Regions from separate parts of the Homo sapiens genome. Here region 1 is linked to region 2. A link is a loop called in an ENCODE intact Hi-C map of the cell type or tissue named here. Cell type or tissue: PC-9. All regions are shown on one strand. Links, peaks and the distances in the headings refer to the core of each region. The heading gives the core; the rest is flanking DNA. Region 1 holds the start of LINC02387 (long intergenic non-protein coding RNA 2387). Region 2 overlaps LOC124902913 (a long non-coding RNA gene).

Region 1 (16,014 bases), core at 5,044-13,043, 270 kb after region 2:
TGGAGACCATCCTGGCCAACATGGTGAAACCCCATCTTTACTAAAAATACAAATTAGCTGGGCGTGGTGGCGCCAGCCAGTAGTCCCAGCTACTTGGGAGGCTGAGGCAGGAGAATCACTTAAACCCAGGAGGTGGAGCTTGCAGTGAGCCGAGATCGCGCCACTGCACTCCAGCCTGGCAACAGAGTGAGACTCCATCTCTAAAAAAAAAAAAATTAGGCTGGGCACGGTGGCTCACTCCTGTCATCCCAGAAATTTGGGAGGCCAAGGCAGGTGGATCACCTGAGGTCAGGAGTTCAAGACCAGTCTGGCCAACATGGTGTAACCCCGTCTCTACTAAAAAAATACAAAAATCAGCCAGACCTAGTGGTGCGCACCTGTAATTCCAGCTACTTGGGAGGCTGAGGCAGGAGAATCACTTGAACCTGGGAGGTGGAGCTTGCAGTAAGCCAAGATGGCGCCACTGCACTCCAGCCTGGCAACAGAGCAAGTCTCCGTCTCTTAAAAAAAAAAAAAAAAAAATTAGGCCGGGCGCGGTGGCTCACTTCTGTCATCCCAGAAATTTGGGAGGCCAAGGCAGGTGGATCACCTGAGTTCAGGAGTTCAAGACCAGCCTGGCCAACATGGTGTAACCCCGTCTCTACTAAAAAAATACAAAAATCAGCCGGGCCTAGTGGTGCGCACCTGTAATTCCAGCTACTTGGGAGGCTGAGGCAGGAGAATCACTTGAACCCGGGAGGCGGAGGTTGCGGTAAGCCAAGATCACACCACTGCACTCCAGCCTGGGCGACAAGAGCAAAACTCTGGCAAAAAAAAAAAAAAGAGAGAGAATTACCTAATTCTCATAGATTTTAGTTTACGTATTTGTCTTTTTTTTTTTTTTTTTTTTTTTTTTGAGACAGAGTCTTCTCAGTTGCCTAGGCTGGAGTGCAGTGGTGCAATCTCAGCTCACTGCAACATCCTCCTCCGGGGTTCAAGAGATTCTCCTCTCTCAGCCTCCCGAGCAGCTGGGACTACAGGCACGAGCCACCTGGTTAATTTTTCTATTTTTAGTAGAGCCGGGGTTTCACTATGTTGACCAGACTGGTCTCGAACTCCTGACCTCAAGTGACCCACCCACCTCGGCTTCCCAAAGTGCTGGGATTACAGGAGTGAGCCACTGCGCCTGGCCTTGTATATTTAGTTTAGAACAATGCCTGGCACACAGTAAGAAAACAAAAAATGTTACCTACAAAAAAGAAAAAGGAATCCTACCTCTGAGTGCAGTCTCACCTGAATTCTTTCCCTCCCACCCCCACCTCTGGGTTTGTTAAGTCATTCTCCCCTCCCACAGGATCTGCACCACTGTTCCTCCTTTATCACACTCACTTGTCACACAAGTTTTTAACCTTTGGGCAGCTATAAATTCCTTTGACAATCTAAGGAAAGCTACACCATCCCCAGGAAAACACACATATGCACGCACACACACACTCTTAGGTACAATTCTGGGGTGCCTATAGAACTCTAACACTAACCTGCCTTTTTAGATCCCTGAGTTAAATGGACATTAATGTCAAAGACTCCTTATTCCTTTGGAGCAGCAAACCTCAACAGGTCACAGGAGATTCCCAGAGCAGATCCTTACTGCAAGGATCAGAGTCCAAACGAGGCTTCACCAATCTGAGCTCATCTGAGATGCAAATTGCATTTCTCCCAGGCGGGGAGAGGACTCTCATTGTTCCTTCCTGACTGCATTTTTAGAGCTGACCCTTCACCCTCATGGGGGAAGGGCGCTACAGGGATGAGGGCAGGGAGGAGGCCGGTTACCAAATGAAAGAATGGGGCTGCTGGAGATTCTAAGATCATTTATTTATAAACTTCTGCAGCCCTGCTAACATCCATGCTTGTGATTTACCTCACCTCTGTCTCCCAGTTGGTAATCAACAAACCCGTACTACCAAAATGACCTATGCTTCTGTCTTCTGCCGCAGGAGAGGGTGATAACACGGGAGGCTGCTCTCCCACCCCACCCTTTGAGAAAAAGAGGAAGACTGGCCAGTATAAACGTGGCAAATAGCCCTGTCACTTCCCATAAGTTCTGTAATCTCCGTGAGCTTCCATTTTGCCTTTAGAGTGGGAATAATAAAACAGACCTCATACTTTTGTGTGAAAGCGAGGGAACTGCAAATCTCCTGCCCCTAGTAGCACTAATAATTGTTAGCTGCTGCTTCTTAATATTACATAGCACCTGGAAGGATGACGGGCCTGCTTGCTAAAGCTGGCTGTGAGTTTGGGGTCGGCTTGAGGAGAAGAGCAGAGTGCAGGGAGCTTCCTGGAACAGGGCCTGTCTGTCTTATACTTTCACTCTAGACAGCCCTTTCCCGTTTTGGTGTTCAGGAAATATGCCCCAGATCTTCAAGGGCTTCACCGTCCCTTCCCTTTAACTAGGATTCAGATGCCCTCATCTACAGACGGTTCCGTCATAAGGCCAAAAATGATTGGATTCAAAGGATCTGAAAGATTGGTCCAGCCCTTTCTTTATTCTGATTAGAAACAGTCCCAGAGGTGACGTGATTTGCCCAAAGTAGCGCAACTTCCTGGAACGAGAAACCAATCCTAAGATTTCCATGTCGGCGTTCTTTCCGCGGTGATCGGGTTACCTCCCAGACATAGGATTTACTTTTGAAAGAAAAGGAGCGGTCACACGGGAGAGGCATTGAAGGAAAAATTATTTGAATTTGGCAACTGCTTGTGGTGGGGGGATGAGAGGTGGAGGGTGATAAAGCGCCCCCTCACACTCACACACAAATAATGTGAACAATTTTAAATTGCTTTACTTTAGGAGATCATGGATTTTCCAGGGGGGCTGAGAACTTACCTGTTTACCCAGCCAAGTTAACAATACTCTGCATTGTTTACCTAACGCAGAGTAGGTACTGAAGAACTATTTGTCGCACGGATGACTGCATGACCGGATGCATCCCATTCCATCATAGAGTCAGATGAGGATTTGCAGAGCCAAGCCCCACCTGGGAGGCATGTTAAGTCCTTTCCAGTTCTTCTCAATTATGGCTCTGCAGTGAGTATCTTTTGTTCATAAATTCTTGACTGCACATCTTGATTATCTCCTCAGGATATTTTCCTAGAAGTGGGATTACTGGATTGAAGGGGATGCACATATTTAAGATTCTTGATTCCGAACCCCTCCAGCAGTATAAAAATGAGTCCGCTTCCCAGCAAGCTGGCCCAAACAGGCTATTATCAGGCTTAATTTTTATTTTTTATTTTTGTGCCCTCCTAATAGAACAAAAATCGCATCTCGTTTGGTTTGCATCTCTTTGGGGACTAATTAGATCGAGATTGAACTAGTTTTGAAGAAACACTCTAAGGAGTCCAGAGAAATCCTGTGTGGGGCAGGAGATCCATGAAAGGAGGCACATCCCGCCCACTGAGGTGAAACCAAAGGGCTTCTATTGTTTGGTGTGATTTAACCTTAAGATGGAAACATCTGAGCCTTGCTAGAGAGGCTTCCCCGGAACAACGGCTGGGGGTGGGGAGCTGTGACTTATCAGCTTCCCTATGTTTATTTTCATTTCCTGATGGAGAGTAAATCTTATAAACAAATGAAAAACCTGTGGACTTATCTTTAAAGACTACAAGGAAAAGGGGAACTGGGCAAACTATTGCAACTCAAAGTCGTGGAAAGGCAGGAGGGGGAGTGGGGAATTTAGAAAGATATTTCCAAGAGATGGCAGATAGGTCCCTGGGGGCCTGTGGCCAGCCTGGAGAGGGAGAGACCAAGCCAGAGGCTGTGGAAAGCTCTAGAGACTTTGTACTAGAAAGGCTGCTGTTGGTGGCAGAGCTTACATGGCCAGGGATCCCGGAGGACCTGGAAGGGGTTTTAATGGACTTTTGAGAATCAAAGTGAACTGCCAGGGACAAACAAGAGTGGCGAGGAAATGGAAGCAGTCATACCACTCAGGCTGGAAAATCGCTCTAGGAATGGCAAGAAGGTAGGTGTGGCGTTTTCCAAGAGAAGAGGGTGATGGTCAGCTGGGAGCTTTCCTTGACTATGAAACAAGGAAGACTTCTCCCCCATCCAGAGCCAGGAGCTGTCCCTGCTCTTCACTTAAGCACTGGGTTCTTTTACAAACCGTACCCAGGAGGATGACTGATTTACAAATGTTTATAGACAATTTTATTTACTAATCTAGCTCTCACTCTCAACTAAATTTATAATCCTAATTATAGTCATCAGCATTTTCTTGATAACAAACCTACAGGATTTTTTTTTTTTTTTTTTGAGACAGAATTTCGCTCTTGTTGCCCAGGCTGGAATGCAGTGGTACAATCTCAGCTCACCGCAACCTCCATCTCCTGGGTTCAAGTGATTCTCCTGCCTCAGCTTCCCGAGTAGCTGGGATTACAGGCATGCGCCACCACACCTGGCTAATTTTGTATTTTTAGTAGAGAAGGGATTTCTCCATATTGGTCAAGCTGGTCTCGAACTCCTGACCTCAGGTGATCCGCCTGCCTCGGTCTCCCAAAGTGCTGGGATTGAGCCACTGTACCCGGCCTACAGGATGTATTTTATAGTTGTTTTTTAAAACTTTGTGGAGAGTTTATTTTCTTGATTGCTTTAAGTTCCCTATTAAAGTCTTAAATTTAACAATTGGCTTCTAACAGTTTAGTAATCTATGAATATTTTGTACCGCTTTATTTATTCTAAAAGGGCTTAAAGTCAAAGAAAAATGAGTATTTCTTTTTTTTTTTTTGAGACGGAGTTTTGCTCTTGTTTTCTGTTTTGTTTTGTTTTTGAGATGGAGTCTCGCTCTGTCACCCAGGCTAGAGTGCAGTGGTGCGATCTCAGCTCACTGCAACCTCCGCCTCCCGGGTTCAAGCAATTTTCCTGCCTCAGCCTCCCAAGTAGCTGGGATTACAGGCATGTGCCACCATGACCGGCTAATTTTGTATTTTTAGTAGAGATGGGGTTTCACCGTGTTGGTCAGGCTGGTCTCGAACTCCTGACCTCAGGTGATCCGCCCGCCTCGGTCTCCCAAAGTGCTGGGATTACAGGCGTGAGCCACCGCACCCGGCCAAGGAGTTTTGCTCTTGTTGCCCAGGCTGGAGTGCAATGGCGCAATCTCGGCTCACCGCAACCTCTGCCTCCCGGGTTCAAGTGATTCTCCTGCCTCAGCCTTTCGAGTAGCTGGGCTTACAGGCATGTGCCACCATGCCTGGCTAATTTTGTATTTTTAGTAGAGATGGGGTTTCTCCATGTTGGTCAGGCTGGTTTCGAACTCCTGACCTCAGGTGATCCACCCGCCTCGGCCTCCCAAAGTGCTGGGGTTACAGGCGTGAGCTACTGCGCCCAGCTGAAAAGTATTTCTTAGAGGTTTAAATGAGTGATGTCAAAACTCTTTGAGGTGATGGATATGTTAATTACCCTGATTAGATCATTACACATTGTATGCCTATATCAAAATCTCACATGGTACCGCATAAATATATACAATTATTATGTGTCAATTAAAAATAATAAAAGCAGAAAACTCCAAATAAAATGTTTAAAAAGCTTGTCACACTTCAAAGTCACTTGGCACATTAAAAAATAGTTTCTCCTGCTTCACCCTTGAGAGGTTAATTTTATGGAATTGGGGCAAACCCAGAATCTGGTTTTTTTTTGTTTTGTTTTGTTTTTTTGAGACAGAGTCTCACTTGTCGCCCAGGCTGGAGTGCAGTGGCTCGATCTCCGCTCACTGCAAGCTCTGCCTCCTGGATTCATGACATTCTCCTGCCTCAGTCTCCCGAGTAGCTGGGATTACAGGCGCCCGCCACCATGCCCGGCTAATTTTTTTGTATTTTTAGTAGAGATGGGGTTTCACCGTGTTGGCCAGGATGGTCTCGATCTCCTGACCTCATGATCCGCCCGCCTCGGCCTCCCAAAGTGAGCCACCGTGCCCGGCAGAATATGTATTTTTAAAAACCACCCAGGTGATTCCTAAATTGCTGCTACAAAGACCAGTTTGGGGAACTTGTGATCTAAATGCTTATCTATATTTTGTATGTTTGGTTTTTTTCAAAATGAATATAAAAAGTATGAGGCTGGGCACAGTGGCTCGCGCCTGTAATCCCAGCACTTTAGGAGACTGAGGCGGGTGGATCGCTTGAGCTCAGTAGTTTGAAACCAGCCTGGGTAACATAGTGAAACCCCGTCTCTACCAAAAATACAAAAATTAGCCGGGCACAGTGGTGCATGCCTATAGTCCCAGCTACTCCAGAGGCTGAGGCAGAAGAATCCATTGAGCCCGGGAGGTGGAGGTTGCAGTGAGCTGAGATCACGCCACTGTAGTCCAGCCTTGGTGATAGGAGTGAAACACTGTCTCCAAAAAAAAAAAAAAAAGGAATGCTTGATGAATTTGCGTGTCATCTTTGTGCAGGAGCCATGCTAATCTTCTCTGTTACCGTTCCAGTGTTCCAATTTTAGTACATGTACGGCCGAATCAGGCACTTTGTTTTTTAATGGTGTTTGGAAGTGACAGTTTTAATTTTTTTTTTTTTTGAGGCGGAGTTTCACTCTGTTGCCCAGGCTGGAGTGCAATGGCATGATCTCCACTCATTGCAACCTCTGCCTCCCAGGTTCAAACAATTCTCCAGACTCAGCCTCCCAAGTAGCTGGGTTTACAGGCACCCACCACCACGCCCAGCTAATTTTTGTATTTTTTAGTAGAGACGGGGTTTCACCATGCTGGCCAGGCTGCTCTCAAACTCCTGACTGCAGGTGATCCTCCTGCCTCAGCCTCCCAAAGTGCTGGGATTAGAGGCGTGAGCCACTGTGTCCAGCCTTTAAAACATTTTTAAGTAATGGAGGCCAGGTGTGGTGGCTCACACCTGTAATCTCAGCACTCTGGGAGGCTGGGGTGGGAGGATTGCTTGAGAATCAGGAGGTGGAGGCTGTAGTGAGCCATGATTGTACCACTGCACTTCGGCCTGAGCAACAGAGCAAAAAATATAAAATAAAATAAATATAATATAAAATAGGCCGGGTATGGTGGCTCACGCCTGTAATCCCAGCACTTTGGGAGGCTGAGGCAGGTGGATCACAAGGTCAGGAGTTCGAGACCAGCCTGGCTAATACGGTGAAACCCCATCTCTACTAAAAATACAAAAATTAGCCAGCCATGTTGGTGGGCGCCTGTAATCCCAGCTACTCTGGAGGCTGAGGCAGGAGAATCACTTGAACCCGGGAGGCAGAGGTTGCAGTGAGCAGAGATCGTGCCACTGCACTCCAGCCTGGGCAACAGAGCCAGACTCCATCTCAAAAAAATAAAATAAAATAAATATTAAGTAATGCTTTGCATTTCTGGAAAACATTCCTTTTCTCCTTCCTCCCCACCCACAGTGGGCTTCAACTCACCGGCCTCCTTTCAGTCCTTACCTAACCTACTGTGCTGTTCTCATAGTACTCGAAGCTCTCTTCTGGCTTCCCGTGATTCCTGGCTTTCTCCTGTCCTCTCTGGCAACATATTTTTGACTTTCTTTTGTGAATGACAATTGGCAAGACTTTCTTCCTTTACTATCTTTCAAAGCAAGCACTGTTGCTGCGTAAGGTGTCCTAGAAACTCTGGGAAAGGGTCCCAGGGCCATGTTAACTACTCCCATCACGGGCGTCTAGGTGCTTGGATTTTCAAGTCTCCATCTCTCACCATTTCTTTAAGAGGCTTTCCAGATCCCCGCATGTCAACTGCCTACGAGGCATTTATTCTCAGATGGCCTACAAAGCACCTCAAACTCAGTATTTCTCAAATATTAAGTTTCTGTCCATGTTTGCCCTCTGTGCCTCACAGCTTAGAGAATAGCTCCACCCAGTTACTCAAGCCAGAAACCTTGGGGTGTCCTAGTCATTCATCTAGTGCCACTGTCCTAAACGCTGGGGATACCAGAGACTACAAACAAGAATCCCTGTCCTCATTGAGCTTATGTTCCAGAGGAGGAAGACGGACATAAGCAGTCAGTTCCTACACCCAGGGACGCCAGCTCTGCAGCAGCGCTGCTGCCAGCCATTCAGCCTCTCCAGCACCTCAGTTCAATCCCCCCACCTGCCGCACCCGCCAGCTGGCCTTCCTCTGCTCTTTTACTCTCTTCAATCCATTCTCCCCACAGCAGTGATAACCTTCCTTCTTTTCTTTTCTTTTTTTTTTCTTTCTTTTTTTTCCCTTTCCTTTCTTTCAGATACAGTCTCACTCTGTCACCCAGGCTGGAGTGCAGCGGTGCCATCTTGGCTCACTGCAACCTCCTCCACCTCCCGGGTTCAGGCGATTCTCCTGCCTCAGCCTCCCGCATAGCTGGGATTACAAGCACCCACCACCATGCCCAGCTAATTTTTTTGTATTTTTAGGAGAACCAGGGTTTCACCATGTTGGCCAGGCTGGTCTCGAACTCCTGACCTCAGGTGATCCGCCCACCTCAGCCTCCCAAAATGCTGGGATTACAGGCGTGAGCCACTGAGCTGGGCCAGCAGTGTAATCTTTCTAAAGCCAAATCTTAACCGTTAGCCTCAAGCTTTAGGATCTTCATGCTTGCAGGATAAAGTCCACCCTTACAAACCTGGGTTAAAAGATGGTACAAGTTCTGGGCCCTGCTGGCCTCTCCACAGCACTGCTCACCCTCAGGCAGTGCTCTCTGTGCAGCCATACTGAGTTACAACCATGGTTCACTGCACCTGCCGTCCCCCAACTCCCTCCTGCCTCCCTGCCTGGTGAACTCCTGTCATTCTGTAGGTCTCAGCTTGGATGCTGTGACAGGGAGCCTCTAGAATGGCCCCCAGTGACCCCTATCTCCTAGTAATCCCTTTCCCTTGAGTGAGCTGGATTTACAGATGCAATTTTGAATAATAGAACCTTGTAGAAGGGATGAGTTGTCACTTCTGAGATTAGGTTATATAAAGACTGTCACTTCTTTCTAAGGGCTCTTTCTCACTTGGATGGTCCCCAGAAAGTCAGCTGCCATGTCACGAAGTGCCCTGTGAGAAGGACCTGTAAGGAGGGACGGAGGGAGGCCTCTAAATGACAGCCTTCGAGGAACTGAATCCTGCTGGTGACCATGTGAGGGAGCTTGGACTCCGGTCCCCCTGTGTTGAGCCTTCAGATGAGTTGGCAGCCCCAGCTGGTGGCATGACTGTAACGTCCTGAAACACCTTCAGCCAGAAAGCATTCAGCTAAACCACACCTGTATTTCTGACCCAAAGAAATTGTGAGATAATAAACATTTCTTCTCTTGAACTGCTATACCTTAAGCTAATTCGTTACACAGCAATAGATAACAAATACTACCTCTGGACCCCTGCCTGCCACCATACCAAATTCCATGCTCTGAGTTCTAGAGTCAGTGGTGTTTCCACCTGTCATGCCCAGCCCTTCACTGCTAGTATTATAATGAGGGCTTGCCCATATCTCTGCCCCCAGATGGCAGACTCTGTACAGGAAAGAAGGAAGGAGGAGTGGGAAGTCACCACTTTCTTTCTCAAGACTCTGAGTCTCTATTCTGCTGCTGGCCACATGTTTATACCCACAGTGTCAACAGCGCCTGGCCCCAAAGTGCAGCTGCAACTTCAGGAAGAGACTCAGGCCAGCCAGAGCCAAAGCTCTATGGCAGCCACCTTCCTCCACCTCCTTCTATTACACTTCCCTCCACCTCCCTCCATCTCCTCAGTCTTCTCAGCCAGCTTCCCCTGACCCTTGAGCACCAGGCAAGCATGCACACACACAGGCACATGCAGGCATGCACGCACGACACCAGGCCCACAGCCTCTCTTTACTCCAGAGGAGCTAGGTGGAGTCACTCCTCCCTCCTTTCACACACACCCTGGGGCCACGCTTTTGTGGCTTTTCTGAATGAAAGGGGAGGTGAGGTGGGGGTGGGGGAAGCCGTCTCTGCCTTTGAACTGCCCAGTTCCTCCACCTTTATTTCCAGCTAACCACCGAGTGCCTGCAAAAAAACAAAACAAAACAAACCAGAAAAACTAAAAAAGGAGCCCAAGTGTCTCTTGCTGCTTTCAGTTTCTGGAGAGCCAGCACACAGGTCACCCACTATCCCTGCCGAAACCCTGAGGTCTGAGGAAGGCCTCTTCACACTGCCTCTGGGCGCTGCCTTTGGCTTCCGGGAGCCCCCCATGCACTTCCCTGGAAACAGGTGGAGCTCTGTCCTGTGGCTCTGATTCACTCTCCTGTCCCTCGGTACACCATTGCGCCGTGTCCTCCTGCTGGCCCTTCTGTTACCCTGTACTTGCTGTACACTACCACGGTGGCCGGGGGCCTCAGCACCAGGAAAGCAACTTCCCCCGTGTCCTCCCCAACTCCTGAGTCCAATCCTTCAAGTCTATGGTGCCGAAGCAGGGGAAATGAATGTTGGAGAGACATGCCTGGGTCTGAACTCACCTCTATTGAAGGAAAACAAAGCTCACTAAGATTGCACCCTACGGTGTGTGCTTCTGTTCTCTCCACCTACCGTCAGCACTCTCAGCAGTTTTCCTCTTGGCTCTGCCTCCTGCAATTACTTTCTGCTCAGCTGCTTGCTGTTGCTAAGAAGGGTTATGCCCATCAACTGTGCTGTAGACATGCAGTATTGTGACGATGGGAGGGACATGGCTTGGAAGGTGGCTTTAATTTGAATTCTGCCATTTATGATATTTGGCCCTGGGTGTGTTACCTGATCGTCCTGTGCCTTATCCTCTGCGTCTGCTAATAGACCGTTTCCCAGGGTTGGGCAGAGATGAAATTAAATAAAACCACACACACTACAGTGCATGGAATGTACTAGGTGTTCAATAAATGTTTCCTTTTTTTTTTTTTTTGAGACTGAGTTTCGCTCTGTTGCCCAGGCTGGCGTGCAATGGCGCGATCTTGGCTCACCGCAACCTCCGCCTCCCGGGTTCAAGCGATTCGCCTGCCCCAGCCTCCTGAGTAGGTGGGATGACAGGCACGTGCCACTATGCCCAGCTAATTTTTGTATTTTTATTTTTAATTTTTTCGAGACAGAGTCTTGCTCTGTTGCCCAGGCTGGAGTGCAGTGGCGAGATCTTGGCTCACTGCAACCTCCACCTCCTGGGTTTTAAGCAATTCTCTGCCTCAGCCTTCTGAGTAGTTGGGATTACAGTCACGTGCCACCATGCCCAGCTAATTTTTTGTATTTTTAGTAGAGATGGGGTTTCACCATCTTGGCCAGGCTGGTCTTGAACTCCTGACCTCATGATCTACCTGCCTTGGCCTCCCAAAGTGCTGGGATTACAGGCATGAGCCACTGTGCGCGGCCAAATGTTTCTTGTCTTGTGTTTCAAAAGGACTTTAAGGCCAGGCACAGTGGTTCATGCCTGTAATACCAACCCTTTGGGAGGCTGAGGGAGGAGGACTGCTTGAAGCTAGGAATTTGAGACCAGCCTGGGCAACATAGCAAGACCCTGACTCAACAAAACTCTTAAAAAACCAAAAGCATTAGCCTGGCGTGGTAGCATGCACCTGTAGTCCCAACTTCTCTGGAGGCTGAAGTGGGAGGATCACTTGAGCTCAGGAGTTGGAGGCTGCACTGAGCTATGACTGCACCACTGAACTCCAGCCTGGGCAACAGAGTGAGACCCTGGTTCTAAAAATAAATAAATAAATAAATAAATAAATAAATAAATAAATAAGGACTTTTAACAACCCTTGTACTTTTTTATTGGAAATACGCATAGAAAGCAAAGAAGATTTTGAGGTCTAGCTGATAAAGGGCCACATTCAGTCTTTTATTGGTTTTTTGGTGAAGCAGGAAGACGTTGAGGGTGGTATGAGGATACTACTCTTTTATTGGTTTTTAATCTGACTTACCCTGCCGTGCTGAGTTAATGCTGTGGAAAACAGCTGCTCAAATGCCAGAGGAATGGATGTGCCTGAACCTGCCCCTGACTCCCAGGTGGTAAGGTGTTTTTCATGTTTGTGTTCAGGTCTCTGTGCCTTTGCTTTGGCCTCACCACGATGGAAGGGAAGTGCCCACATCGCAGGGAGCACACAGAATATGACGGCTAACATGCTACATCCAGCCTGCCATTATCCGCAGGGGTATGGCGTCATTGGATTCACATTTATCATTCAACTTCCAGATCAACAAAGCTTGTCTTCATAAATTAAGTGCATCCAAGTTTCTTTATATTGGCCACAGCAGACACAGAGGATCCGCAGCAAATCATGGATTTCAGTGGTCTTTTCAAATCAGTCAAGTTTAGGTCTAGTATGTGCTAGTGCCTAACTCTAAGCATAATAAGAAGAGGAGCCAAACACATTATGTTGAGATTTTTAGAAATTTAACTCAAGGTTGGGCGTGGTGGCTCACGCCTGTAATCCCAGCACTTTGGGAGGCCGAGGAGGGTAGATCACTTGAGGTCAGGAGTTGGACACCAGCCTTGGGCAACATGGTGAAACCCCATCTCTACTAAAAACTACAAAAATTAGTGTGGTGGCGGGTGCCTGTAATTCCAGCTACTTGGGAGGCTGAGGCAGGAGAATTGCTTGAATCCAGGAGGTGGAGGTTGCAGTGAGCCGAGATCACTCCAGCCTGGGCGACAAAGCAAGAATCTGTCTCAAAAAAAAAAAAAATTTAAATCAATTGTAGGAGTTTCTATACACACAGAAAATCCATTATTAAAATAGTTCAACTTTTTCTCTACAATGTGAAAAACTACCGTAGTTCTGTAAACCAAGGTTTAATCAAGAGCAGATCAAAATTGAGTTCTGAAGTCTACATACTAACTTCTTGATAACATAAACAGGAAGAGGTATAAAAGGCTATTTTGGGCTGGGCACAGTGGCTCACGCCTGTAATCCCAGCACTTTGGGAGGCTGAGGCGGGCGGATCACGAGGTCAGGAGATCAAGACCATCCTGGCTAACATGGTGAAACCCTGTCTCTACTAAAAATACAAAAAAAAAAAAAAAAATTAGCCAGGCGTGGTGACGGGCGCCTGTAGTCCCAGCTACTTGGGAGGCTGAGGCAGGAGAATGGTGTGAACTTGGGAAGCGGAGCTTGCTGTGAGCCAAGATGGTGCCACTGCACTCCAGCCTGGGGGACAGAGCGAGTCTCCGTCTCAAAAATAAATAAATAAATAAATAAATAAATAAAAGGCTATTCTGACAGTGGGAGAGGCAATTTAGCATTTTATATAACTAAAATCAGCACTTCAAAGAACACTGCAGAGGGGCTTCTACTCTCAGCCAGTCTCCAGGACAATGTCTGAACTTGCCCTCCACCAAGCCATTTAGGGTTGTTTGCCATTTAAAATGATAAATACTAGTCATCACTTATAATAATTGGTATGGCACTTAAAGAAAGCAAAATAAAGTTGTCAGAGAAGGAGGCTGGTTGGGTTTGACTAGTTGCTCAGACAGTATTGTGTTGCTTTATTTAGGTCATAATGCCCAAATTCTCAGCTTTGGAGGGCCCCAACTCTCCTATTTTGCTAGGATAGTTGAGGTGATCACTCAGGCTCACAGAGCTAACAGTAACCAAACTCCTAAGAGACAGATGTGCAAGCCAGGTGCCAATGTGTAGTTTTATAGTAAGAAATATAATGCCAAGAGGAGCAGATGGTCAGTGTGGTCTCCCTTATGGGAGTAGATGTGAGACAGTGGGAAGACAGAAGTAAAACTAGAATAATGGAAGTCAGAGACCAGCAATTCTAAGTTTAGGACCTCAGAAGGGGAGAAGACCTTCATTACTGTGGTGAAGTGAAAATTCAGGTTACAATATAGGATGTACAGTGTAACCCCAGCTTTATTTAAAGGTGATAATACAGCCTGGCCAACATGGCAAAGCCTGTCTCTATTAAAAATACAAAAATTAGGCCGGGCGTGGTGGCTCATGCCTGTAATCCCAGCACTTTGGGAGGCCGAGGTGGGCGATCACGAGGTCAGGAGTTTGAGACCAGCCTGACCAACATGGTCAAACCCCATCTCTACTAAAAATACAAAAATTAGCCATGCATGGTGACACATGCCTATAATCCCAGCTACTCAGGAGGCTGAGGCAGGAGAATTGCTTGAACCCCAGAGGTGGAGGTTGTAGTGAGCCAAGATCATGCCACTGCACTACAGCCTGGGCGACAGAGCGAGACTCCGTCAAAAAAAAAAAAAAACAAAAACAAACACACACACACACACACACACAAAACCAAAAATTAGCTAGGTATTGTGGCACGTGCCTATAATGTGAGCTACTCGGGAGGCGGAGGCAGGAGAATCACTTGAACCTGGGAGGTGGAGGTTGCAGTGAGCTGAGATCGCACCACTGCACTCCAGCATGGGTGATGACAGAGCAAGACTCTGTCTAAAAAATATAAATAAATAAATAAATAATAAAGGTAATCATAAGCCTGAAAAGCATATATAATAATGAGGAGGGCAGTTATAATCTCTGAATAAATGGTCTATGAGCAATTTTTCTTTTTCTTATCCCCACTTTCTTTTTTCTTTTTTTTTTTTTTCTCATCCCGACTTTAAAAATAATTTCTATAGGCTGGGCATGGTGGCTCACCCCTGTAATCCCAGCACTTTGGGTGGCCGAGGCGGGCAGATCACAAGGTCAGGAGTTCAAGACCAGCCTGACCAATATGGTGAAACCCCATCTCTACTAAAAATACAAAAATTAGCTGGGCGTGGTGGCGGGCACCTGTAGTCCCAGCTGTTCAGGAGGCTGAGGCAGGAGAATCGCTTGTACCCGGGAGGCAGAGGTTCCAGTGAGCTGAGATCTCGCCAATGCACTCCAGCCTGGGTGACAGAGCGAGATTCCGTCTAAAAAAAAGAAATTGTTACAAAATAATTATGAGTACCGATTGAGGTAAGCAAATAAAGAGAAACTAAATGTCCAACATTAAAGACTTTGTTAAATAAATCATGAAAATCTATATGGACTGTTATGCCATCATTAAAACTCATGTTGTAGAAGAGTTTTCAATGCTTGGGGAAGTAACTGTTAGTATTTATTAAGTTTTATTGGAGGCAGGGTGCAGTGGCTCACACCTGTAATCCCAGCACTTCAGGAGTCCCAGGCAGGAGAATTACTTGAGCCCAGGAGTTCAAGTCCTGCCTTGGCAACATAGTGAGACCCCATCTCTACAAAAATAAAATTAGCCAGGCTCAGTGGGCACGCCTGTTGTCCCACCTACTCTGGAAGCTGAAGTGAATTACTTGAGTCTGGGATGTCGAGGCTACAGTGAGCCATGATTGTGCCACTGCATTCCAGCAGGAGAAACAGAGCAAGATCCTATCTGAAAAGAAAAAAAAAATGGCCGGGCGTAGTGGTTCACGACTATAATCCCAGCACTTTGAGAGGCTGAGATGGGTGGGTTGCTTGAACCCAGGAGCTCCAGACCAGCCTGGGCAACATGGCTGAACCCTGTCTCTACTAAAAATACAAAATTTAGTGGGGTGTGCTGGCGCAGCCTGTAGTCCCAGCTATTCTGGGACCTGAGGCAGGAGAATTGCTTGAGCCCAGGAGGTCAAGACTGCAGTGGGCCATGGTCTCACAACTGCACTCCAGCCTGGGAGACAGAGCAAGACCCTGTCTCCAAAAAAAAAAGTTTTTTTGGAGCACTGCCATGCTCATGCATTATATATTATATATTGCCTATGAAATGCTTTTTATTTTGCTACAATGTCTGGCATGAGTAGTTGCAATAGTGAGTAAAAATATTTACTGCAAAGCTTAAAATATTTACTATCTGACCCTTTACAAAAGTTTGCCAAGGCCGGGCATGGTGGTTCACGCCTGTAATCCCAGCACTTTGGGAGGCCGAGGTGGGCAGATCACCTGAGATCAGGAGTTCAAGACCAGCTTGGCCAACATGGCAAAACCCTGTCTCTACTAAAAATACAAAAATTAGCTGGGTGTGGTGGCGTGCACCTGTAATCCCAGCTACTCGGGAGGCTGAGGTAGGATAATCACTTGAACCTGGAAGATGGAGGTTGTAGTGAGGCAAGATTGGGCCAGTCTCAGTCCTGGGTGACGG
Region 2 (16,014 bases), core at 4,551-12,550:
CAAGTTCTAAAGACTTCCTTCTATGTCCCTTGCACTCTCTGATCGCCCACATTCTCTTTCCCAGCAGTCTCTAGTTACCAAAATTGCTCTCCTTAAAAAAAAAAAAAAAAAAAAAAAAGGCCAGCCACAGTGGCTCACGCCTGTAGTCCAGCACTTCGGGATCCTAAGGCAAGAGGATCACTTGAGCCCAGGAGTTTGAGACCAGCCTGGGCCACATAGGGTGACCCTATCTCTATTAAAAAGAAAGAAAATTAGCCAGGTGTGGTGGCACACACTTGTGGTCCCAGCTACTCAAGAGGCTGAGGTGAAAGAATCACCTGATTACCTGAGGATCACTTGTGGTTCCAGCTACTTGGGAGGTCGAGGCTGCGGTGAGCCAAGATCATGTCACTGCACTCCAGCCTGGGCAACAGAAAGAGATCCTGTCTCAAAAAAAAAATTGCTCTCCCTCGACAGCCTGCTTAGACGGCACCTGGCTTCAACAAATAATGCCTTGAACATTAGTAGCAGTGCTGGGGAGGAAATGAGCTGAACCCAATACACTGGAGATGGTGGCCAGGGGGCCTCTCACAATTCCTGCTCCCACCTCATCCTGTAGCAAAAGAAGCACTTTCTTCCACTTCCTTATTGGTTCTGTGAGGGTTAATTCTATGTGTCAGCTTGACTGGGTTGCAATGTGTTCAGACAGTTAGTCAAACATTCCTCTGGGTGTTCCTCTGAGGGTATTTCTGAAAGAGATGAACATTTGAGCCCGGGCGTGGTGTCTCACGCCTGTAATCCGAACACTTTGGGAGGCTGAAGGAGGTGGATCACCTGGGGTCAGGAGTTTGAGAACAGCCTGGCCAACATGATGAAACCCCATCTCTACTAAAAATACAAAAAATTAACCGGGCGTGGTCGACAGTGTCCCCTGGCACCGCTGTATGTGCAGCAACAGATAGGTAAAATCTAAGGTTTTAGGACAGATGTGTGAAGGCTGCTGGTGAATGGATGGGACCAGGACAAAGAGGGTACCTCAAGTACAAGGTGCTCTTTGATCAAGCCAAGGACCATTACGGGTTGCAGGGTTGTTTCCCTCCCGGTCAGCCCTGACAGCTAAAGGGACATCATTTATGCCAGTGCTCCAAGCCACCCTTCAGCTCTTTTGGTTAAACCAACATGTATGGCTCTGGGCTGGGCATGGTGGTGCACGCCTATAATCTCAGCAGTTTGGGAAGCCGAGGCGGGAGGATTGCTTGAGCCCAGGAGTTTGAGGCTAGCCTGGGCAACATAGCGAAACCCCAACTCTACAAAAAAATACAAAAATTAGCCGGGTGTGGTGGAGTGCACCTGTAATCCCACCTACTTGGGGGCTGAGGTGTGAGGCTCACTTGGGCTTGGGCAGATGAATGTGCAGTGAGCTGTGATCATGCCACTGCACTCCAGGCTGGGTGACAGAGGGAGACCCTGTCTCAAAAAAAAAAAAAAAAAAATGTATGGCTCTGGCATTTTTCACGTTTGCTGAAGCATGTTCCTTGGGGGCATAATGAGAACACAGGAACCTTGTCTATAATGCATAATGACCATCGGAGGAAAGAATCCCCAGCTAGCTCCATTGTCAGCAACTATCAAGAACCTGCTAGGGGGCCAGGTGCGGTGTCTCATGCCTGTAATCTCAGCACTTTGGGAGGCCGACGCAGGCGGATCACTTGAGGTCAGGAGTTCGAAACCAGCCTGGCCAACATGATGAAACTCCGTCTCTACTAGAAAAAATATAAAAATTGTCCAGGTGCGGTGGCTCACGCTTATAATCCCAGCACTTTGGGAGGCCGAGGTGGATGGATCACTTGAGGTCAGCAGTTCAAGACCAGGCTGGCCAAAATGGTGAAACCCTGTCTCTACTAAAAATACAAAAATTAGCTGGGCGTGGTGGCATGCCCCTGTAATCCCAGCTACATGGGAGGCTGAGGCAGGAGAATCGCTTGAACCCAGGAGGCAGAGTTTACAGTGAGCTGAGATCGCACCACTGCACTCCAGCCTGGGTGACAGAACAAGAGTCCGTCTCAAACAAACAAAAACGAAAAACAAAAATTAGCCCTGTGTGGTGGTGTGTGCCTGTAGTCCCAGCTACTCAGGAGGCTGAGGCAGGAGAATTGCTTGAACCCGGGAGGCAGAGGTTGCAGTGAGCTGAGATCACGCCACTGCACTCCAGCCTGGGCAACAGAGTGAGACTCCATCTCAGAAAAAAAAAAAAAAATTTGTGGGAGAAACAAAAATGAATAAGACTTCGGTCCTACCTTCATGGAGTTTTAATATGAATCTGAGTAGTTTCAAAATATGCCTAATGAGACTCAAAATAATCCATATGTCACAGAATGAATTCTGTTAAAGGGCAGAACAGAGTGGCTCTAAAGTCAATCTGTTCCACCACTTACTAGCTCTGTGAGCTTGATTAAGTGCCGTAACCTCTCTGTGCTTCGGTGAATTTGTCTATAAGATGAGAGAACAAGGCCGGGCACGGTGGCTCACACCTGTAATCCCAGCACTTTGGGAGGCCGAGGTGGGTGTATTGCTTGAGCTCAAGAGTTTGAGACCAGCCTGGGCAACATGGCGACACCCCATCTCTACTAAAAGTACAAAACAAAATAAAATTGAAAAATGAGAGAACAAGAAGTACCTACTTCATAGGTTGTGGTGAGGATTAAATGAGTCAATGCCTATAAACTTCTTAAAGCAAGGCCTGGAACATAGAAAATGTTCTATTAATATTAATAATAATTATTATTTAAACTATCAACAAATATTGTGTCTCTGCATGAGACGTAACAACCAAGAGTTTTATAAAGGTGGCACAAGGATACCTCATCTCTTGGTTATTTTGGGAGTCGGAAACATTGTAATGGAGACACTTAGTTTCCAGGCTCTCAAACAAAAGGTTCTCTAAGCCGTGTTATCACTTGAGAGTTGCATGTTTTCAGTTTAAAGACAAATTTAAGACCATTCTATTGTAATAACCGAAAATTAAATGGCACACTGATAAAAAGAGAACCAGCAGCGTTTTATTTACCTTGAAAGGTGGTAATTTAAGAAAAACAGGGGAGATTTTAACAGGATGAAGAGGAATATAAAAATTTGTGACAAGATGAAAAGAAATATCGGGGTACTTGAAAGGTTTTAGAGGTTGAGACTCAAGTATTTTTTTTAGAAAGTCTTATTTCACCCTGGGACTTACATGACTTTTTTTCCCCAGCCATTACTAGAAGGGGTTTTGCACCTCCACACGGTATTAAAAGCGACAGAAGAGGACAAAAGGAAGATATGTATACAGGAGGGAGAAATAAATTATGTGCAATGGAATTAACTCAGCTTTAAGAAATAAGGGCAGGATGGAGAGTCTTCAAAAGGAAATATAAAATATTCCCAGCAGTCCGGGACCTCTATACCTTCAATGATCGTGTTACCGGAAAAGGGATCTCTATCCAGACCCCAAGAGAACGTTCTTGGATCTCGAGCAGGAGGGACTTCAAAACGAGTCACAGAGTGCAGTGAAAGAAGCAACGTTATTAGAAACTACACTGTTAGAGTAGGGCATCCTCAGAAAGCAAGAGGAGGAACGCCTCGACTTTGTTTTTTGTTTTTCTTCTCTAGAGATCTTGTCTATATAAAGGCTAAGCTAAGCTGTGTCCACGTGTGGGTGAGCAGACAGCATGACAGAATGTATGACTACTGATTTAAAGAAAACTGGCCTTGACATTCTAGTGTGTGGATACATCAAAGCAAAACTATTATTATCTTGAAAACAGAGATTGTTATGGGTATTGGACATCTGGACTCTTGGCTGTAGTAGGAGTGTGTCCTTGTAGGTATCTTTAGGCTGTTTCTTCCACTGTAAACAGCCCATGAATGTGGGTCGTGACCAGCAGAGAATGGGCTTTACTATTTCTCAAGATGGAGCTGAACTTAAAATGGTGCTACTCTGGCCCTCCTAGGCTCCTGGTTCCCTAACATTACCCCCACTAATTTTGAGGGAACCCTTAATCTTTTTGTTTTGTTTTGTTTTTTTGAGACAGGGTCTCGCTCTGCCACCCAGGCTAGAGTGTGGTGGTGCGATCTTGGCTCACTGCAGCCTCTGCTTCCCGGGCTCAAGTGATTCTCGTGCCTCATCCTCCCAAGTATCTGGGATTACAAGCATGCGCCACTATGCCCAGCTAAGAGAGCCCTTAATTTTAAGAGGAGAGGAGGGTGAAGGTCATTCTTCTGTAACTTCTTCCTGCTGATAGTGGACATCGATTGCTGGGACAGGGTCCTTTCACGAAAGCATGCAGTGAGCCTCCTCAGGGAGCCAGGTGGTTCCTTGCTTGAGCAATGTCCCAATAGTTCCTATAAAGGTAAAATATGAAATGAGTAAATAGATGGGCAAAGAAGTTGCTGAGCTATTTTATCTTGCAAACCTACACAAGTGCAACAGAAGTAAAAAGCACAGCAATTTATAATAACGAGTATTACAATACCAAGCATGCTGAAAAGAAATGCTTTCCAAGTACTGGATAGCTAACAAACCAGGCCATTATGGGGCCTTGAGACAGAGAATTAATGCTGTAATGTGAGTTTCCAAGGAACTCATAGCCTGGGATACATTATGGGAATACTCAGGAATATAAATACAACATTCAGTTTTGATCAGGGCAAAAATTCCCCCTTGGGCTGCAGTTAAAATGTCTAAAGCCATACAGTTTTGTAGAGCCATTTGTCTTATTTGGTAAGTCTCTTCTGTCAGAAGGGTGATAGCCTGGTAAGTATTTTTTTTTTTTTGAGACGGAGTCTCGCTCTGTTCCCCAGGCTGGAGTGCAGTGGTGTGGTCTCAGCCCACTGCAAGCTCTGCCTCCCAGGTTCACACCATTCTCCTGCCTCAGCCTCCCGAGTAGCTGGGACTACAGGCGCCCGCCACCATGCCTGGCTAATTTTTTGTATTTTTAGTAGAGACGGGGTTTCACCATGTTAGCCAGGATGGTCTTGATCTCCTGACCTCGTGATCCGCCCACCTCGGCCTCCCAAAGTGCTGGGATTACAGGCGTGAGCCACCGCTGCTGGCCCTGATGAGTATTATTGAAAGCTACAGTGGGCTGAGCCTGGTGGCTCACACCTATAATCCCAGCACTTTGGGAGGTTGAGGCAGGTGGATCACTTGAGTTCAGGAGTTAGAGACCAGCCTGGCCAACGTGGTGAAAACCTGTCTCTACTAAAAAAACAAAAATTGGCTAGGTGTGGTGGCGCACGCTTGTTGTTCCAGCGACTCAGGAGGCTAAGGCTAACCTGGGAGGTGGAGTTTGCAGTGAGCCGAGATGGCACCACTGCTTTTCAACCTGGGTGACAGAGCGAGACTCCCTCTCAAAAATAAATAAATAAAAGCTGCAGCTGTGTGTTTTGCCAGGGCTTCTACTTGTAATTCAACATCTATAGCCACTGCTTGAGGAGAGAAGACAGCCATAGAATAAAATCACCAAGAAGCCCACTTTTTCTGTCTATGACGGGCTGTCACTGTTTCCCAATTGGTGGGGAGGGAATCTAGATGTGTAAGGACACCTGGGAGATAAGGACAGTCTCAAGTGTATTGTCCAGTCCAACTGTAAGGTGGATATGGTCAACTGTGAGACTCACATGCTCATAACCATCCCCAAGGAGAGGAATGGGCACCCAATCTTAGAGATGTATTTTGCTGTCCTATCCACATCTGATCAGTTAAGGGGAGGGTTTGATTGCGTTGGTTGGGTGGCAGCCATCCATGTTATATATTTCAGCCTGGAGGCTGCTGTTTTCATGCCTCTCAAGGCATAAAGGTACTTTGCTTACTACTTGAATTTGGGTAGCCATTAACCAACTAAACTCATTATATATGGTGTAGCCTAAAGTAGGGATGTTATTGGGAGGCCAAGGCAGGTGGATCACCTGAGGTCGGGAGTTTGAGACAAGCCGGACCAACATGGAGAAACCCCGTCTCTACTAAAAATACAAAATTACCCAGGCGTGGTGGCACATGCCTGTAATCCCAGCTACTCAGGAGGCTGAGGCAGGAGAATCACTTGAACCGGGGAGGCAGAGGTTGCAGTGAGCCGAGATCACGCCACTGTACTCCAGCCTGGGCAACAAGAGCGAAACTCCATCTCAAAAAAAAAAAAAAAGTAGGGATGTTAATCATTTGTTTGTGGATTAACTGAAAAAGGCATTTCTTAGCTTCAGTGTAGAAAGAAAAGGAATAGTGACTGGTATCCCTTTGGTGCATTGGAGAAGGAAGATACTCATTTCTTTTTTGTGTGTGTGGTTTTTTTTTTTTGGAGACGGAGTCTGTCTCTGTCCCCCAGACTGGGGTGCAGTGGCGCGTAATCTCGGCTCACTTCAAATTCCACCTCCCGGGTTCAAGGGATTCTCCTGCCTCAGCATTCCGAGTAGCTGGGATTACAGGCACGTGCCATCACGCCCGGCTAATTTTTGTATTTTTAGTAGAGACGGGGTTTCCTCATGTTGGTAAGGCTGGTCTCAAACGCCTGGCCTCATGATCCGCCTGCCTCAGCCTCTCAAAGTGCTGGGATTACAGGCATGAGCCACCGCGCCCAGCTAAGGTGTGTTATTTCTTACAGACTACTTATAGAAGTGGCTCCAAAGGCTTAAATCAGCCTATTGAATATGCCAAAATAAGCCTGAGGTCGATGAAAGAGGTAACTCATGGCTTACCGAACAATTTGGTTTTGCAGGGGGAGAGAGTTTGTGCCCAATCTGCAAACAAATTAGTTTCAACTCTATAGCAAAACAAGCTTAATATTAAGGCCGGGCGTGGTGGCTCACGCCTGTAATCCCAGCACTTTGGGAGGCCGAGACGGGCAGATCACGAGGTCAGCAGATCGAGACCATCCTGGCTAACATGGTGAAACCCCGTCTCTACTAAAAATACAAAAAAAAAAAAAAAAAAAATTAGCCGGGTGTGGTGGCAGGCGCCTGTAGTCCCAGCTACTCGGGAGACTGAGGCAGGAGAATGGCGTGAACCCGGGAGGCGGAGCTTGCAGTGAGCTAAGATTGCGCCGCTGCACTCCAGCCTCGGCGACAGAGAGAGACTCCGTCTCAAAAAACGAAAAACAAAAAAAAAAACAGTAACTTCATTTTGTGAGTGGTACCCATTCACTGGATGGCTTTTTCTTGAAAAGAAGCTTTTTTTTTTTTTTTTTTTTTTTAAGATGGAGTCTCACTCCTGTTTCCTAGGCTGGAGTGCAGTGGTGCGATCTCAGCTCACTGCAACCTCCGCCTCCCAGGTTCAAGTGATTCTCCTGCCTCAGCTTCCTGAGTAGCTGGGATTACAGGCGCCCGCCACCACACCTGGCTAATTTTTGTATTTTTAGTAGAGACAGGGTTTCACCATGTTGGCCAGGTTGGTCTCTAATTCCTAACCTCAGGTGATCCGCCCCCTTCGGCCTCCCAAAGTGCTGGGATTACAGGTGTGAGCCACTGCGCCTGGCCTGAAGAGAAGCTGTTGATCCTTTATTGGCTCACAGGAGTGTTCCAGAACAGCGGCCCCTGTGTGAGATGCCTGTGGCATGTAGCTCCAGGAGAGACAGGTTTAATTCCGGATAAGTGTACCCAACTGCATACTGATATTCACAAAGTGCCTTTTGTACCTGTCGAAAATTAATATATTTTTGCAATTGGTGGCTGTTTTCATGTATTAGAAAATCTGCAGTCAAGAAAGGCCTGCTGCCCCGGCACAGTGGCTCACGCCTGTAATCCTAGCACTCTGGGAGGCTGAGATGGGTGGATCACCTGAGGTCAGAAGTTCAAGACCAGCCTGGCCAACATAGTGAAACCCTGTCTCTACTAAAAATACAAAAATTAGCTGGGCATGGTGGCACAGGCCTGTAGTCCCAGCTATTCAGGAGGCTGAGGCAGGAGAATCACTTGAACCTGAGAGGCAGAGGTTGCAGTGAGCCGAGATTGCACCACTGAGCTCCAGCTGGGGCGACAGAGTGAGACTCTGTCTAAGAAAAAAAAAAAAGGAAGAGAAGAAAGAAAGAAAGAAAGAGAAAGAAAAAAGAAAGAGAGGAAGGAGGGAGGGAAGGAAAGAAATATTTGAAAATTGTGAAATGAAATTAAACATTTGATTATCCATTTTAATTCTCTGGAAATGGAAATCCCCATAACATGTAAACTCACATAGAGTATATAAATCCAACTTTTTCACTTGATTTTCAGAAATACTGTGCATATGTGCAAAAGTAAAGGCATGGTCTGGCCGGGCACGGTGGCCCATGCCTGTAATCCCAGCACTTTGGGAGGCAGAGGCGGGTGGATCACTTGAAGTCTGGAGTTCAAGACCAGCCTGGCCAATATGGTGAAACCTCGTCTCTACCAAAAATACAAAAATTAGCCGGGCTTGATGGTGGGCGCCTGTAGTCCTACCTACTCCGGAGGCTGAGGCAGGAGAATTGCTTGAACCTCGGAGACGGAGGTTGCAGTGAGCCGAAATCGCCACTGCACTCCAGCCTGGGCGACAGAGCAAGACTCTGTCTCAACCAGCCAACCAACCAACCAACTAACCAACCAACCAACCAACCAACCAAAGAATAAAGGCATGGCTGGCACAAAGCCAGGAAGCACGCCTGGCCGGGTGGCTCCCCACATTGGCCACCAGGGGGCACCATCATCTCATAACTGTCTGGCTCTGGGACCTACACATGCGAGAGAGGAATTTTTTAGTGCGGTTTGAGAAGGAATAAGCAACCTGCTGTTTAATGTGTTCATTCAATGGGTCTTTTACAAATTGCTATTTGTAACCTAGAGCGTGCCAGTTATTTAGGATATAATTAGGTTTTTGCTGTTTCACTAACATACCTCACATACCTCGTATAAATGCTTTTTTTTTTTTTAACACACCTCTATACTAAAGAGGAAAATGCTTTTAAATGTAATCTTGAGGTTAATTGACTCTCACTTCTCCTTTCTCTGAAGGGCCTGCAGAACTCTTTCAGTTCTGACGTGGCCCCAGTAGTTTTTTGGTTTTATTTTTTTGAGATAGGGACTCTCTCACCCAGGCTGGGGTACAGTGGCACGATCATAGCTCACTGCAGCCTCTGCCTCCCAGGCTCAAGTGATCCTCCCTCCTCAGCCTCTTGAGTAGCTGGGGCTAAAGGCATGCGCCATCACGCCCAGCTAAGCTTTGTTTGTTTGTTTTTTGTTTGTTTGTTTGTTTGTTTGTTTTAGAGACAGGGTTTCACTATGTAGCCCAGGCTGATCTTGAACTTCTGAGCTCAAGCAATCGGTCCACCTTGGCCTCTCGAAGTGCTGGGATTACAGGCGTGAGCCACCTGGTCGTTTTTTGTTTTTTTTTTTTTTGAGATAGAGTCTCACCCTGTCGCCCAGGCTGGGGTGCAATGGTGAGATCTCGTCTGACTACAATCTCTACCTACTGGGTTCAAATGATTCTCCTGCCTCAGCCTCCCGAGTAGCTGGGATTACAGGTGCCTGCCACCATGCCCAGCTATTTTTTTTGTATTTTTAGTACAGACGGGGTTTCACCATGTTGGCCAGGCTGGTCTTGAACTCCTGACCTCGTGATCCGCCCGCCTCAGCCTCCCAAAGTGCTGGGATTACGGCGTGAGCCACCACGCCTGGTTACCACCTAGTAGTTTTTATCTGGTGACATCTCATCTCTTTGAAATCTGAAACACCAAATCTAAGTAAGAATCTGACTTTAGATTTTGATGTCTTTAAATTAGATAAACTAGCTGGACGCGGTAGTTCAAGCCTATGATCGCAGCACTTTGGGAGGCCAAAGTGAGAGGATCGCTTGAGTCCAGGAGTTCAAGACCAGCATGGGCAACATGACAAAACCCCTCTCAATAAATAAAATAAAAATAAAAGAATACAAATAAATAACTAAATTAGGTAAACTGTTGCACTTAATATTTATCTGAGCCAGTGGTGTTTATGTCAAGATGGGGTCAGATTCTAGACTAAATCAAACTCTCAGACAAGAAAATGGCCTCTTGCCCTGTCATGCTCTCTGTCATGTTATGCTGCGGTAAGAAGGCCCTCACCAGATGCAGCCCAACAGCTGTGGACTTTCAAACCTCCAGAACTGTAAGAAATACGTTTATTTTTAAAATAAATTTAAAAGGCTGGGCATGGTGGCTCATGCCTGTAATCCCAGCACTTTGGGAGGCCGAGGTGGGTGGATCACCTGAGGTTAGGAGTTTGAGACCAGCCTGGCCAACATGGTGAAGCCCCATCTCTACTAAAAATACAAAAATCAGCCAGGCGGGGTGGCACGAAGCCTGTAATCCCAGCTACTCGGGAGGCTGAGGCAGGAGAATCGCTTGAACCTGGGAGGCAGAGGTTGAAGTGAGCCAAGATTGTGCCGTTGCACTCCAGCCTAGGCGACAGCAAGACTTTGTTTTTTTGTTTTTTGTTTTTCAAAAAAAGAAAGAAAGAAATCTCCAGCATGGGGAACATTATGAAACCCTGTCTACAAAAACTGCAGGAAAAAAAAAATCACTGAACATGGTAGTGGGCACCTGTAGTCCCAGCTACTCGGGAGGCACAAGAGGATCATTTGAGCCAGGAAGGCAGAGGTTGCAGTGAGCTAAGATTGCACCATTGCACTCCAGCCTGGGCAACAGAGTGAGACCCACCCTGTCTCCAAAAAAAGAAAGGAAAAGAAAGGAAAGGAAAAGGAAAAAGAAAAAAAAAGGAAAGCAAAGGAAAGGAATCTCATGTCAAATAATCATAGTAGAAGTTAAAGTACATAACAATGGCATCTATTTTCATTGCCATGTTACTGCAGAGAGTAGTTTTTGGTGGTCATTGCATTTTTTTTTTTTTTGAGACATGGTCTCACTCTGTCACCCAAGCTGGAGTGTAGTGGCGTGATCTCTGCTCCCTATGGTCTCCACCTCCCTCCCACTTCAGCCTCCAAAGTAACTGGCATTATAGGCGCACATCAGCATGCCTAGCTAATTTTTGTATTTTTTGTAGAGATGGGGTTTTGCCATGTTGCCCAGGCTGGTCTGGAACTCCTGAGCTCAAGCAATCTGCTGGTCTTGGCCTCCTAAAGTGCTGAAGTGCTGGGATTACAGGTGTGAGCCACCACACCCGGCCTGATTATTGTCTTTAGTCTGCTGTAGTCATACTACGTAGAATTGAGTTTCCACTTCATATATTTATTATGCATTCATGTGACCAAAGAAGTTCCAGATATGTGCTGCTATCATTATTTCATCTGGGCCACAGTCTTGAATTGTTACATAGCACATTGTTACATGCCTCTAGAAATAATAAAAGAATGTTACAACAAAAATAAACTTTTTGTTTTCTTTTTATTGAGACAGAGTCTCGCTCTGTCGTGAAGGCTGCAGTGCAGTGGCGTGATCTCGGCTCACTGCCAAACTCTGCCGCCCAGGTTCAAGCAATTCTCATGCCTCAGCCTCCCAAGTAGCTGGGATTACAGGTGCCTGCCACCATGCCTGACTAATTTTTTTGTATTTTTAATAGAGACGGAGTTTCACCATGTTGGCCAGGCTGTTCTCGAACTCCTGATCTCAGGTGATCCACCTGCCTTGGCCTCCCAAAGTGCTGGGATTACAGGCGTGAGCCACCGTGCCCGGCCAAAAATAAACTTTTAAAGTTAAAATTAACAAGGAAGAATAAATTCTCGCATCCCATTGCACAGTAGGGTGGCTGTAGCCAACAATAAGGTATTGTATATCTCAAAATAGCTAGAGGAGAGGATTTTGTATGTTCCCACCACAAAAAAAAATTAATCTTTGAGGTGGTGAGTGTACTAGTTACCCTGATTTTGTCATTACGCAATATATACATGTATCAAAACATCACATTGTACCCTATAAATATGTACAATTATTACATTTGAATTAAAAATAAAAATTTTTAAAAACCACTGTACTACTTGCTATGGACTGAATTGTGTTCCTTCAAAATTTCTCTGTTGAAGCCCTAATCTCCGGTGTGATGGTATGTGTTTTTGATTTTGTTTTGAGATGGAATTTTGCTCTGTTGCCCAGGCTGGAGTGCAGTGGCACGATCTTGGCTCACTGCAGCCTCCACCTCCCAGGTTCAAGCAATTCTCCTACCTCAGCCTCCTGAGTAGCTGGGATTACAGGCGCCTGCCACCATGCCTGGCTAATTTTCGTGTTTTTAATAGAGATGGGGTTTCACCATGCTGGCCAGGCTGGTCTCAAACTCCTGACCTCAAGTGATCTGCCCTCCTTGGCCTCCCAAAGTGCTAGGATTACAGGTCTGAACAGCCACGCCCGGCCTCTTTTTTTTCGACTTTAAAGTTCTGGGGTACATGTGCAGGATGTGCAGGTTTGTTACATAGGTAAATGTGTGCCATGTTGCTTTCCTGCACAGATCATCCCATCACCTAGGTATGAAGCCCAGCATCCATTAGCTATTCTCCCTGATGCGCTCCCTCCTCCCATCCCCCGACAGGCCCCAGTGTGTTGTTTCCCCCATGTGTCCATGTGTTCTCATCGTACAGCTCTCGCTTATAATCGAGAATATACGGTGTTTGGTTTTCTGTTCCTGTGTTAGTTTGCTGAGGATAACAGCTTCCAACTCCATCCATGTCCCTGCAAAGGACACAATCTCGTTCCTTTTTTTTTTTTTACCTCTTTTTTTAGAGAAAGAGTCTTGCTTTGTCTCCCAGGCTGGAGGGCAGTGGTGCAATCATAGCTCATGGCAGCCTCGACTTCCTGGACTCAAGCTATCCTCCTACCTCAGCCACCTGAAGAAAATAATTAGCTGTCTGGACAATTTTATCCTTTACCTCCAAGGCCTAAACAATACAGAAGTAAACTTTGGCAAGAAGAGCTTTGGTGGAGATGCTTCTGTAGTTCCTTTTCCCATTCAGAACCTAATGGTAGGATCAGGGTCTCTGCTGACCCGTCCCTGCCACTTTCAGGTGTACGTAAAGCCACAGGGACCTACAATGCCTGGGCTTGAGCTTTCCCAGCTGGGAAACTGAGGTGAAGAGGACTAACTTAGAGAGGTCTTTTCAGTATGGTAAAACATTAGCCCAAAGGAGATAATGCCTTCTCTGTAGAATGGGAGTTGCAGTGGAGGAGTTGGGAGAGTAAAGAAGAAAGAAGGCTGGGTGTGGTGGCTCACACCTATAATCTCAGCAGTTTGGGAGGCCGAGGCAGGTGGATCACCTGAGGTCAGGAGTTTGAGACCAGCCTGACCAACATGGTGAAACCCCATGTCTACTAAATACAAAAAACTAGCCGGGCGTGGTGGCACATGCCTGTAGTCCCAGCTACTCGGGAGGCTGAGGTAGGAGAATCTTGAACCCGGGAGGCAGAGGTTGCAGTGAGCTGAGATGGCGCCACTGCACTCCAGTGTGGGCGACAGAGTGAGGCTCCGTCTCAAAAAAAAAAAAAAAAAGAAGAAGAAGAAATGCTGGGCAGAAAAGAGGAAGCAATCCCAGGAGTGGCCTTTCCCGAACCAGCTGAAGTCAGAGCACCCTCCATTACGGGATGTATCCACGGGGAGACGCATGGGAAAGCATTGCGTTCAGGTGCGCAGATGGGGCCAAGCTTGTGTTGAAGCTCACCAGTCCCTTAGTTCATCTGCAGCGAGAGTCAGCTTTATGATTTGGGTTTACACACCCTAGGGAAGTGTGGTCTAGGTAAGAGGCCATTAGGAGGGGCTTATAGTAGGATTTGAGTTTATGTTAGATGACTTGGGGAAGGGCTGAGCCGAGCGAGGCCTGCTCTGGACTGGGTGCAGTCAGATAGTGTGGGCAATTTGGTGATTGAGTATCTTAATGATTTTTATTTAGAAAGTGGCAGGAACCAAGCCCCACTCAAAACCTCATTGATAAAGAAGCCTCAGCTGCTTATAGTAGCCAGGAAAGGGAGGTGTTTGGTCGCTTCTGTAGTTTACACAGTACGTGCACTTGTTTCTGTCTGTGCTGAGGGCATGGGCATGATTACACACTGGTCTCTTCTTTGTTTCACTCCATTGTGTTACGCATTGCTTTGCTGTGAAATGGTCTGTTTGGCAGGTGCACATTGTGGGGGAGAAAACATATTTTTTCCTTTTCTTTTTTAGGTTTTTAGTTGAGATACTCTCCTGAAAACAAAAGTTAGATTAACAAAAAAAAAAAAAAAGCAGAAATTTATTAATGCATGCAGTACCCATCACACGGGAGAGGCCTCAGTTCAAAAGTATTTCTCTCTCAAGGCAGTGGCTTAGGGGCTTTGCTTAAATCATAGTTTAACAAAGAGCCATAAATCCTACATAGTGACAAGATGAAAGAGAGAGCAGTTCCAGTCTTTTCAAAGGCGGAAAAATATGGTGTGATGGTTAATACTGAGTGTCAACTTGCTTGGATTGAAGGATACAAAGTATTGATCCTGGGTGTGTCCGTGTAGGTGTTGCCAAAAGAGATTAACATTTGAGTCTGGGCTGGGGAAGGCAGATCCACCCTTAATCTAGTGGGCACAATCTAATCAGCTGCCAATGAATATAAAGCAGGCAGAAACCATGAAGAGGTGTGACAGGCCTGGCCTCCCAGCCTACATCTTTCTTCCGTGCTGGATGCTTCCTGCCTTTGAACATCAGACTCCAAGTTCTTCATTTTTGGGACTTGGACTGGCTCTCCTTGCTCCTCAGCTTGCAGACAGCCTATTGTGGGAGTTTGTGACTGTGTAACTTAATACTTAATAAACTTCCCTTTATCTCTATCTATCCATGTATCTATGTATCTATCTACGTATGTATGTATGTATGTATGCATCTATCTATCTATCTATCTATCTATCTATCTATCTATCTATCTATCTATCTATCTCTTTCCTATTAGTTCTGTCCCTCTAAGAGAATCCTGACTAATACATGTGGGAAGAGAGTAAAATCTGTTCCCAGTTTCCGCTGGTGCCTGCTGGTGCCTTCTCTGGGCCAAAAAGCAAGTGCTGTCTCCAATAAGGAAGGATTTATGCCCCGCCATCAGGCACACAGAGGCTGAGGCACAGCGGTCCCCTGCGGTTTAGTGTCTTCAACTAACAATCCTCAATATTTTGGGGAGAAATATTTTGGTTTCCCTCAGTGTTCGGCAGGTGGACACCATACTCTGGCTGTTGTGCTTGGCTAATTCCCAGCTGACAGTTTCTTTTTCACACGCTTCTATCCAGAGATACCAGACACCGAAAGGAGCATTTCCAAGAAGCCGCCTCTTAGGAAAGCCCATAGCATGGTGATTACAAGCCCAACCATGGCCTCAGACTGACCTGCATTTGCGTCCCAGCTCTGTCACTCACTGGCTGTGTGACCTTGACTAATTTAACTGAGAGCCTCTGTTTCCTGTCTTATAAGACAGGGCTAAAAATAATACTTTCCTCTTATGGAAATTGGGAAAATTAAATGTGATAACAAACATAAAACACATAAAATAGTACCTAGCACATGATAAGCATTTAACTTAGGCTCTCTACCCATATCATTGTTTGTCAGAGGTCACATTCTCTTGGCAAGTCCCACTGCACTCTGGCAACCCATCCGGGGGCTGAGGAATCAAACAATATGCGGTTTCTATGGAATTCCTGGCGCTAGAAGGAGCTCAGAAGACGAGCTGATGGGTTGTCTTCCATTTCTGGTTTGTCAAATAAAAAAAATTCTGGATGTGGTAAAAGAGAGACCTTCATTCGAAGGAATTATTGCCAGGGCATTGCGGGGGTACTCCTGCAATGGAGGGAGGGGAATGCTGGGACTGGAAGGTCTGTAAACATCTCAAAGGTTGCAAAGGGTTTCTCTATGGTAGGAGGAAACAAGGCTAGGATGAACCAGATGTGGGAAGCAGATGAAAGAGTAACAAATCGAGCAAATTGGAATGTTTGGCCCTGAAGCCACCCTGTTCTCTGAAGGGGCTCAGGCCAAGGGTAAACAAAGTTCTGAGGCTCTGAGGAAGGAGAGAAGCCTAACCAAAGTTTGGGTAACATGTATTTTGCTCTAGTTCTTCAGTGAGGACAAGCA

What was found. Hi-C counts contacts between places; a loop is a spot of excess contacts. Peaks named below come from ENCODE experiments on the same cell type or tissue, not always from the same donor. Only the 100,000 strongest peaks of a DNase experiment are listed, where the experiment ranks them.
Region 1: a loop joins it to region 2, with 10 times the contacts of the local background. A loop is called at or near these places in 2 of 110 quality-filtered maps.

Annotation. Positions count from the first base shown.
Region 1 is chr12:31,356,730-31,372,743 of GRCh38, reverse strand. It overlaps LINC02387 (long intergenic non-protein coding RNA 2387), which reads left to right and starts at 3,443. Exons shown (of 2, transcript NR_146469.1): 1 at 3,443-3,995; 2 at 8,949-9,263. LOC124903091 (U6 spliceosomal RNA) reads right to left here and starts at 6,480; the gene lies at 6,378-6,480. RefSeq lists enhancers at 1,186-1,794, 1,795-2,402, 7,726-8,225. In PC-9, for the core only: a CTCF peak has its summit at 9,447 (motif pointing right); DNase peaks (open chromatin) are centred at 9,553, 9,833 and 10,503; H3K4me3 peaks cover 1,091 bases; H3K27ac peaks cover 1,760 bases.
Region 2 is chr12:31,629,471-31,645,484 of GRCh38, reverse strand. The region is part of intron 1 of LOC124902913 (a long non-coding RNA gene); the gene reads left to right. Among named protein-coding and RNA genes, the nearest start is that of ETFBKMT, 22 kb to the left of the region's middle. In PC-9, for the core only: a CTCF peak has its summit at 8,646 (motif pointing right); a DNase peak (open chromatin) is centred at 8,664.